Linked DNA regions of Mus musculus: region 2 is linked to region 1. The links are chromatin loops, found by intact Hi-C in ENCODE. Cell type or tissue: heart. All regions are shown on one strand. Links, peaks and the distances in the headings refer to the core of each region. The heading gives the core; the rest is flanking DNA.

What was found. Peaks named below come from ENCODE experiments on the same cell type or tissue, not always from the same donor. Only the 100,000 strongest peaks of a DNase experiment are listed, where the experiment ranks them.
Region 2: a loop joins it to region 1, with 2.1 times the contacts of the local background. A loop is called at or near these places in 1 of 42 quality-filtered maps.

The regions. Positions count from the first base shown.
Region 1 is chr15:6,623,547-6,628,929 of GRCm38, reverse strand. All of the region lies in intron 2 of Fyb (FYN binding protein), which reads right to left. It overlaps Gm2245 (predicted gene 2245), which reads left to right. Exons shown (of 7, transcript NR_155272.1): 3 at 2,446-2,545. Among named protein-coding and RNA genes, the nearest start is that of Gm2245, 28 kb to the left of the region's middle. In heart, for the core only: a CTCF peak has its summit at 2,976 (motif pointing right); no DNase peak of the experiment used is centred there; H3K4me3 peaks cover 1,508 bases.
Region 2 is chr15:6,742,302-6,747,684 of GRCm38, reverse strand. It overlaps Rictor (RPTOR independent companion of MTOR, complex 2), which reads right to left. Exons shown (of 38, transcript NM_030168.3): 4 at 3,293-3,357; 5 at 2,105-2,236. Among named protein-coding and RNA genes, the nearest start is that of Rictor, 37 kb to the right of the region's middle. In heart, for the core only: no CTCF peak of the experiment used is centred there; no DNase peak of the experiment used is centred there; H3K4me3 peaks cover 962 bases; H3K27ac peaks cover 1,722 bases.

The sequences.
Region 1 (5,383 bases), core at 162-5,161:
GTGGTCCAATCAGTAATGAACAATTGCTGTAGCTTTGTACTTACATACTTATTTATAATTGCGGTACTCTGGGGTTCAAAGCCAACCTGGACTATATAATAAGTTTCCATTTCAATGACAAAGCAAAGCAAAGAAAAAAGGATCCTGTTGGAAATAATTATTTAAATAAGATTGCTAGGTGTGGACAAGGAAGAACAAGTTTTACAATGGAAATTAAGTAATGTTTGGTTTCTGAGCTGGGGGAATGAAGTGCTTACTTTACATATCAAAGCAGATCTGGACTTAAGGTTCTCCCAGCATCCCTCAGTCCATACCTGGCACACCCTGCTCCCATCCCTGAACTTTCCAGCCTAGGGGTTGAGCTGCCCTTCCCCCAAAAGGCTCCTGCCTATATAATCCAGACATTTTGATCTCTCTCCCTCATTTCTCTTTCTCTTTCTCTCTTCGGGCACACACACTTTCTCCCCCCCCCCCCCCCCCCCCACACACACACACACTCATAGTGACTTCCCTGGCCTGGTCTTTGGGGTTAGTGAACTCATCCAAGAGCAGCTCCCCAATAAACCTGACTTCAATATATTCTAATCTGGCTTGAGTTGGCTCATTTCACTGGCAGAGAAATAACCTATCTCTTAACATAAGTCCTTCACCTTAGCTTTAAGGAATAGCATTTTACTGAGAACGTAAATACTCTGGACATAAAATACACTGACATTCAACCAATGAATGTCCTTTTCACGGTGAGCAGGGCGCAGGGCTGAGTAATGAACTCTGTTCTTCCACTGCTTTGCTTTTACAGAATCCTCACTCTGTCTCGGACACTCTCTTTCTCCATGCTTAGCTGGGGGGGGGGGGGGTTTACTGGGTTAATTCCATCTCTAAAATAAAATGAAATAAAATAAAATAAATAAAAATAAAGAACTGTTACTAGGGTGTGTGTGCGCGCGTGTGCGCGTGCGCGTGCGCGCACGGACACATGAGTAGAGGTCAGAAGAAGCATGCTCTGGGGTTGGGTCCGTCCTTCCATCTTTCTGTAAATTCTGGAGATTGGAGTCAGGTGCTCGCCCTGTATTCTTTTTTCATGTCATCCCCCTGCTGTAGACCCCTGACCCAAGTTTTTCATAAAAGTGCCTCTTCTGGGAGGTTATTACCCAGTTCCAAAGCCTGCCCTTTGCTGCTTCCGGGTGTTATCAGTCCACCTCTACAGGGCTACAAAGTCTCTATCTATAACCAGACCACAAAACCTTTGATAAAATAGATTGTCACTTTGCTAATTTACTATAAAAGTTATCATTTTGAAAATACTTTTAGAGTAACTCCTGTCTTGCTAGTTCTGGGTGTGTTTGTATTTTTAATGAACTAATGATACAGAGACTAGGGGTACTTTTATCACCCAAATGAATTATTGCCATTTGTTTAAAATGATGTAATCACCATCACCATCATCATCCCCCACTGGACTCATCGACTACTTTCTAAAACACCTGGATACATAATAAATAAATAATAGTAATAAGACAAAAGGCATTGGCACATTCAGTCAAAGTGTTTCTCACCCAAGGAGATGTTACTTGTATACATAGACTCAATATTATGCCATATAAAGTGTGATGCCATTTTATATAGGTCTGAGTTCATGAAGTTTATAGTATTAAAATATTAAGTATGAAATAGTGACCCCAATGGCCATGACAGTGGAGAATAAAATGGACCAAGATGAGGATAAGAAATAGATGCAAATGTCCTGAAAAGATCCAAGTCCAGTTGCCACCAACTGCTCAGTGTTCCAGGAAGGCATAAAGAAGAGTTTCACAGAGAGAAGAAAGGAACCAGCCACAGCTGACCACAGGCAGCCAAGAGGAGGCAGTGGGCAGGGAGGAGAAAGAGCAGGAAGCTTATCTGAGGAGATGAGTCCCTGCAAGCCGGCTTCTCACTACAGCCCTTTGTTTCCTGCGCAGCCTAAAGAACCAAATGAAATTCATTTAATGTTATGCCCGTCATTTTGGAGCACTCTTAGGGTGGGGTGGGGGTTGCAGCTCAGTGACAGAGTGCTTGCCTAGTGCCTGTGAGGTCCTGGTTCAATTCCCAGGAAGGTAAAACCAAAAACAAATAAACAAAGGCTCTATATCTTAACATTTAAAGATGTGAAACTATATATTTTTTTAATTTTATTTTAATGCTCTTATTTACTCTTTGTAAGTTTAGCCTTTAACTTTATATGCCTCAGTACAGGGGAACGCCAGGGCCAAGAAGTGGGAGTGGGTGGGTAGGGGATTGGGGGGGGGAGTATGAGGGACTTTTGGGATAGCATTTGAAATGTAAATGAAGAAAATATCTAATTAAAAAAAAGTTTAGCTTTTAACCTTTTACTGCTGATTTTTTTTTTTTTTTTTGTGAAGAAATCTAAGTGACACATATCGTTATTTTTATACCTGCCCTTTTCAGGAATGGACCCCTCCCTTGGGAACACGTCTTTCTATATTTCACCTATGAGAAATTTCCAAACGATGACTGGCCTAAGCCAAATATTGCCAAATGGAATTAGGTAAGGCTATCTGATGTGCCAAGTGTCCAGTTCTGGAAAATTCAAAGCACTTGTAGTTGATTACAAGATCACACTGGTACATTCTTGTTTGAAACAATCCCTGGTCCTAACTAGAGTGACTTCAGGGAGAACGCTTGGCCCTTCCTTTTCTGACCTTAGTCACTTCCCATTCATTATTATTTCTTATTACCTCACGTTTCCTGTCTTATTACTATTAATACCCAGAAAATTTGCTTTGTATATAAAATCTCAACCCAGGGTTCCATCTGAAGGATGGGTTATACTGATACAATTCTGATTCCTTCTAAAACAGCCCTAAGAAATGTGCTATAGTCAAAGACATGGACTTGAACATTAACAACAAAAAGCTCCCCCTTCCGATTTCATTTCACTTGGTCAGACTACAGGAAAATGTAATGAGCGGCCTGCTTTCTGCCCACTAGGTGGCGAAAGAATGCAATTTAAAATACCGGTAACATGCCTCCCACAAACTCAAGATTTTTGAAATGATTCGTGACTTCTGGTTCCCATTTACCTTCAAACCTTTCAGACTGAAACATAAATCGATCTGAAGGACATGATTAGAAATTATTCCCTAGAATAACTTCAGAAGCTGAGCAGGTTCTGCATGGTCAAAGTCCCCATCTCCCCAAATTCCCTCCCCACTTCCTGGTTGGAGATTCCACTGTGCACCCAGGAAGCTCTAACCTGTCAGTCATTTAGCCCAGCCCTCACTGAGGCTGAGCCAGACTCTGTTCCAGAAATTCTTCCCAGCCTACAGCATTGTTTTTGCCTTTGCTGGTTATTTCTTATCACCATATATAAGCATGTTGTCATTTTCATATAAGCTCCATGCTACCCTTGCTACCTAATATCAGCCTAGGTTATAGTGACATGAGATCCTGACTCAAGATACAGAAACAGAAACGAACCAAAATTCTTCCCATCCTAGTTGTTACTCCGTGTCTTTGCTTCACACCTTGAACAGACTCTGAATTGGCTCTTTCCAGTTTCTTTCTACGTGTGTGCATGCATGTCTAGACCGGCAGTTGAAGTTGGGGAATCTTCCTTTATCACGTTACACTTTGTATTTCTCAGTGAATCCAGAGCCCTTGATTTAGCTACCATGAGCCTCGGGACTCTACCTGCCTCTGCCATATCCGTAACCCCTCCACTTCGTCAGAAATGGGGTTCCATATACATGCTTTTAAATGTGTGATGGGCACAAACTTCATGCTCCTGTGGCAGGCACTTTCCAGTTGCTAAGACCACACACGATCCTCACTGTGAGTTTCATTAATAAATTCAAATTCTGCTACTGTTCCCTTCAAAATGTATCCACAGTGCAGACATTTCTTGCCGCCTCTGCAGAGGACAGCCCATCTTGGCTAGAATGCTTTGGTAGATTGCCTGCATTTCTGCACCGTCTAAATGGTTCTGGTGCTGCCTCCGCGTTTGCCCATCTACTTAAAGTGGCCTTAATCAAACAAAAGTCAAAAAACCTTGGTGCTGTGCTGCAACCATCGGGGTTCGCATCTCACTTACCGTGACAGTCGCAGACTGTCACAGCACGCAGAGCCCTTACAACAGCGGGCTCTTTCCCCATTGTGTCTCTTGCTGCTGTTAGTGTAATTCTGCCCGCCTCCTCCTTAGACTCCAGCCTTTCTGTTCTCTGCCTTGAGCAGCCCCTCCCCCACAGCTTTATGCCCAACGCCCACATCCCCTTGCATCTTTGCTCCCTCGCATCTCTGTTTAAAGCTGTAACGCTATGCTGCCTGTAACACCCCTCACGTTTTCCTTTCCTGTTTTCTCCCTCAGCACTTGACCCTTACTGCCCACCGCAGTGTCTTCCATCTGTCTGTCAGTTCCTGTTTCTCCTGCCCTTGCTTCATATAGAAGCAGAGATCTCTGTTTTGTGCATGGCCTTCCCGGAAGTTCAATAGAAAAGACACAGAGGAGTGACTTGAAGGTTTATTGAGTGACTATTTTACACACCTTTTTTTTTTTTTTTAATGTATGAGTACACTGTTGCTGTCTTCAGGCACATCAGAGGAGGACATCAGATCCCATCACATTGTGAGCCACAATGTGGTTGCTGGGAATTGAACTCTGGACTTCTGGAAGAGACTTGGTTAAGAGCAGTCTTAACCAAGGAGCCATCTCTCCAGTCCCAGTGAATATTTTAAAAGCCCAATAGGTTGTGACTTGTGAATGGATTCTGAGTAGGGAGGGAACAGCATCCCAAGGGTGCTCTGAAGGTGGGATAAGAGGCTTAGAAACACATGCCTCTTCTACTTTTCTGCCTCAAACCCAACCCAGCCATTTCCTCCATACTCTTGAGCATGACTAAGGCTCATTTTGCTTTCATTTCCTCTATGTATTTATCTAACTTCCCCTTCAGCGGGGGAGATTTCGCATCTAGATATTTCCTCATTGTGGAATTTATGGTTGGGGACTTTAAGACTGTTAGAGTTTTCTGTTTTGAAGAGTCGACTAAGCTCCTAGAGGTCCTTAACTTTCCCACTTCCCCCCTTTCTGCACACCGTAGTTAACTTTACAGTGCTCTAAGTATAGATTGCCCAGGCAATGGAAAGCACCCAGCCTCTTTTGTTCTTTCCAAGTTCCTTCTAAGTTGGATCTATTTTTATGAAGTTGGCTGGTCATAGATAAGCCACGTAGCAAGAGGAAGCCTTGATATGATGGAGATTATAAACGACTCAAGGTTTATTACTATCAGTGGGCGTTGGAGATAACTTAAGGAAACAATATTGCCTACAAGAGTCCAAGCCTACTGGGCGGGCTGTTGGCAGCCATCTTGTTGGTTTTAGAGGGAAGTTG
Region 2 (5,383 bases), core at 190-5,189, 120 kb before region 1:
GAGTGTCTGACGGATGCTACAGGACCAGACAAGGACAGAAGGAAGCAGCACCCAGACAGACCTCTCCAAGACACCAAAGTCAAGCCTTAGTGAGTCCCAAACAGACACACACCAACACAGAAAACTCAACAGTGCTGTATCAACCAAGCAAAGTAAGCCACAATTAAAACAAACAAAACCCACCCCTGTAAGGTTCATGGTCTAGTTGTAACCACCTAGGGGAAATACTAACACAAGTCACAAGTTTTACATAGTATCTTTACATAGTACCCAAAGCAGAAGTATGTATTAGCAGAACTAAAAACTAAATACCAATGTGTTCAGTCTATTTAGAAATGAGAAGCCATCATGAATGAATGAATTGACTTCAAAAATACAAGTGAGGGCCATAGTTTACTAACAGCTACGCAAAGTCAAGCCAGTGGAGTACTTGGCACCTTCCACGCGAACGAGGGACGTCCGGATGCAGTGCAGTTCTCGAGAAGCAGAGGACTGAAGCAAGACTAAGGCTAAGGGTCCTGGAGGTGAGTCCTCAGGAGTTCACAAGCATGGGAGGCCCACGGACTCCATAGACTGGGGAAACTATAGGGATTTACCAAGGCTGCTGTAAAAGAAGACAGTACGTCCTATTATCTATATATTAGTAGCTAAAAATCAGAAGAAAAAATAATGGCACTGCCTCCACTACAATGTCTAAAGAGGGTGAGACAGGAGAATCAGTAAGCCTGAAGCCAGCCTGGAATTTGTAGCAGAAACCCTGTCAAAACAAAGTAATACAACAACAGGAATAAATAAATTAACCCACAACAAACAACTGTTGTGGATAGCCCTGGGGCTAACTGTATTTGATGTTAATTCCATTCTCTTGTGAGGGGTTGTGAACAAGGAATGAGTCAGCACTCAGGTAATTTCCTGTAAACCTGCTTCCCACCTTAATTTGTAAAATAAAGGAGAGCTGATGATTAGGCAGATAAAAGGGAAGGTGGAGTGGAAGGTGGGAGAGAGAGGAAGGAGAAAATGAGAGAGAGGACGCAGAGGAGGAAGAAGAAGAGCCGGAGGAGAAGCACATGGCCTGAAGAAACTGCAAGTTCTAAGGGGGTCTCACAAGCTGTGGAAGATGGTAGTGTAGCGGTAGATCTGCCCAATCTAGGCACACAGCATGTAATCATAGTAACTGTGTTGTGTTTTCATTGCCGGGCCTATTTGGGAGGAGATTTACCGCAACAAACAACAGAAGTCCCAAACCCAGTAAGTGTGACTAAAGCTCACCAAACAGTCACGGCATCTAAATGATCAGTGCCGTGTCTTAAGAAAAAACCTGCGGCCCCAACACATAGTCAGCAGAGGACTGCCTGGTCAGGCCTCAGTGAGAGAAGATGCATCTAACCCTTGAGGCCCCAGGGAGAGAGGAGGCCTGGTGGGGTGGGGGTGGGATGGGGGTGGGGACATCCTTTTGGACACTGGGGTGAGGAAGGTATGGGATAGGGAGTGGATGGGGGATGAAGTCCAGACTGTAAAAAGGGATTAAAGAATAAAAATACATTTTACAAAGAGAGAGGGATGCCGACCACAATCACATAGCTAAGCACACATGCATCAGGTTCCAACATCTCCTTCTCTATGCCTGCTTCTAAGAAGTGAGCACCTCACAGACTTACACAAGATTGCAGGGCAGATTCATTCAAAATAGCTCAACACTGAAAACTATCCTGAATGAACAGATTCAAGCATGTCCTAAGCATAAGACCAAATACTTCATAGCAAAAATAAAATTTAAAAACAGATATGATCAATGTGGAAGAACCTTACAGATGATGAGAAAACAATAAATGTATACTTACATATGTCGATTATACACATTAATTAACATGTAATGTGAAATGCAAAGACAGGAAAACAAATCTCTAAGGAGAAAACTATTTACAATTGCTTGAAAGTATAAAGGGAGTCCCTCCTTTGCTAAAAACACCATTAGTCTTGGTCTTACTTGATCATGCACCTTTGCAAAATTAAGCTTTACACCAAAAATCTGTACAGGTTTGGCTGGATGCTAAACACAAAACTTTAAAGGCATAAGAAAGACAGGCACGTCTCAGAACATTACCTAGCTATTAAATAGTCCACTTTCAGTTTTAGCACCTTCTGGAGAATACTGGAATCTTGGATGAGATAGCGCAGCGCTCGCAACCCGGCTGCTCTTACTTCTTTTGCCTCATTTAATAAAGCTAAGCGCAAACTGTAGGAAAACAAAAACGTTCTGTTACACAGGCTTCAAAGACACCACAGTTCAGCAGAGGTTACTTTGCCCCCATGTGAAATGCTTGGGACGAGAAGTAGTTCTGATTTCTTGTATTTTTAGACTGAAACTACTTTCAAGACTATTTCAAACTGAGTATCTCTTACTTGAAAATCTAGACCCCCCAACCTTGTGAATGCTTGAGATGGCTCTAACAAAGTCTCGGATTTTGGAGCATTTCAGATTTTTCATACTTTAGGATTTACTCCCATATCAAGTTCTTTCATGGCTAAGGTATCCCAAACTTTTTGTTATATACAATTAATTCTATTTAAGAAAAGTCAACCAAACAAAAAATACTACAAAGTAAAGAATTGTATTTGGTGATGTCTTTATTCTGTGCTTCCTCTGAATAGTCACACTAATCCAGCCAATTGGGAGTTTTACTCATCTTCTGGCAGATTGTGTAAATGGAAGAAGAAATCCTATAGTCTTTTCAAACTGTATCTTTAGATGTTTCTACAATGTATCCTTTATTTGCATGTATGCTTCCACATGTCTCAAAGGATAATTAGTTTAATTCAATAACAAGATAGTTAACAGTAGTTAGTAAACACATACTACTATATTAATGTTTACTCCCAAGAACATCCAAAAGTGGCACTGAAACTGCTTGATCAATTACCTATTAGCCTACAACAAGTTTGTAATAGATACATTCTTTCTTAGGGAAAATCTAGGGTTTTTTTTTTGTTGTTGTTGTTGTTGTTCTAACGTTTCCTGGAAAGAATGAGACATTCAGTCTGCAAATTTAATATTTAATTACAATTTTTGGAGAAGTTCGTGTAATTCTGGATATTTAGGTTTAGTTCTTTGTACCCAGCAGTACAAAATCTGAGCTAATGCTCACACAGCCAAGTTACTGACTGCTCCTTTCAGCCAAACACTGTGTCTACAGAACCAGGCATGTGCTGCAGGCACCCTAGCTCGGACTTAAATTGTTATAATAGAAATTACTAAAATAAGGGATGGGAGAAAAAACTGAACTACACTTACCAAATTATGATGTCTTCATAATTAAAGCCCAGTTTTTCTTCACTATGGCCAATATCGCAAAGAAGCTGTTAGAAGAAACACAGAAATACCTTACATATGAGTTTAGATTTATATGCTTGTCTATGCACAATTTTGGGCTGAAAAATGGAACCTTTTTCTTTAATGAATTTCTAAAAAAAAAAAAATCTGTAATCGTGTAATAAAAATACACTGCATTATTTCTATCATCTAAAGTTTTACTTAACCACAACTTTAGACTGACCTCTTCCCTCGACTTTTTGAACTGCCTGTCTTTTGTCTTCTGCTGAGTTTCTGTCCCACCGTCTTGCGTCTTAGTGTTGCTGTCTAGCCACCACTCCCACGGTCCCTGCTTTTACAAGCACTGCAGATGGTCTACAGACAGCCCGTCTATCCCTGACCCTGCTTACTCTTATCTTCACTCTCCCTCCGTCCTCCCAGTGTTATTCAGGATGCTTAAGATAGCACTGCTGTTAACTGTTTATTTTTTCAACCCACACACAGTTAATAATAGCTGATATTCACACCGTTTTCCCCTTATCGTTCTTCCCTAATGTCACAGTTCCCCCACTGGTCACACTGGTGACATTGTTTGCTCATGTTGTGATCTTACTTTTGCCTAGGTTTACAGTTGTTTTTTGTTTGGAAGTGATTTTATTTTCGTTTTTAAAGCAATTTTGGTGAACACACTGAATTTTAGTTTAACTGCTAATTTCTTCCTAAAGTTTCAGGGCACTTGGTTGCTCAGAGTCTAGCATAAATCTTGCTGTCTGCTCTTTCAAAACATGTCTTTCCTCACATTCTTTCAGCCATTTTCTTCCTCATCATTGGCTACTTTGATTTGTTCAGCTGTGATTTCCTTTGCATCCACTTTGTGTAAAATAAATAATACCTTGGGAATCTCTGGTTTTGAACATTTTATCAATTTTTTAAAACATTCCATATATTATCTCTTCAAAATCACTTTGTCCAAATCTCTTCTCTTCTGCTGGCAAAAGGTATATGCATTTTCATTAAATCATCTTTTCTTCTCTATTTTCTCTGATTTCAACTGTTCCTTATTTTCTACTGACGTCCTCTCCTACTGTCTGAACCTTCTCTCCTATACCAGTGGTTCACAGAGGCCATAGATCAGGTAACCTGCAGATCAGACATTTACATTAGGATTCGCCACAGCAAAATTACAATTATCAAGTAGAAACAATAATTTTAAGGCTGAGGTCACACAACAACATGAGGAACATGAGGAACTGTGAGAACCACTGCACTAACACATCTAGGGATTTTTAAATTTTAGATAACGTATTTTTCTTAAATTAAAACTTTCTAAGATTCTAGTGAAAACCCTTCCTTTTTCACCCATTTTCTCCACAGTTCTATTTCTTTGCTACTTACATGGTTACTCATGGTGCAAACTGATATAGACGCTAGCGTCTTTGAGGCTCTTTTTAGTAGTTGTATTCCTTTGCTCTGACCATGCCATCAGCCCTGTGCTTTGCTGGCTCCTGTGCTCTTAGCAGACTGGCATTTTTCCGACGTGAGCTCAGCCTTCTCTCTGGCACTGACAGAAAGAACTGCCACCCTCTGGACCCGCCTCACCACTAAGGCTTCAACTGAAAGCTTGTTAGTAACAGCCCTAGTCTCCAGGATAATACATTGTATTTGTCTTATAAAAATACTACTAAGTTCTATGTCAAATTCTCTGCCTAGCTTAGGCGTTAAGGATCCCATCCGAGCTAGCCCCAGGATTCAACAGATCCATGAAGGGGATCTCTGGCCCCGCCTTTCTTATCCTTCAACTCCAGCCCTCTCTCCTCAGACAACTCATAGCCATGCACGTTCTGTGCTTCAAGTCAGCTGAGTATTCCCGGAGAATGAGAGACGGACGCCCACTTCACAGGAGCCTTTCTCTACACCTCTGGCCTCCGTACTTCTGGATGGTCAAGTAGTTTGCTGTCTTCAAACAACACTCTCTACTTGTTTTTAACTCTGGGTTTGTTTGGGGGTTGTTTTTTTTTTTTGGGGGGGGGGGGGAATGGAGTTCTCTGGGTAGAGCCAAAGAAAAACCCTAGC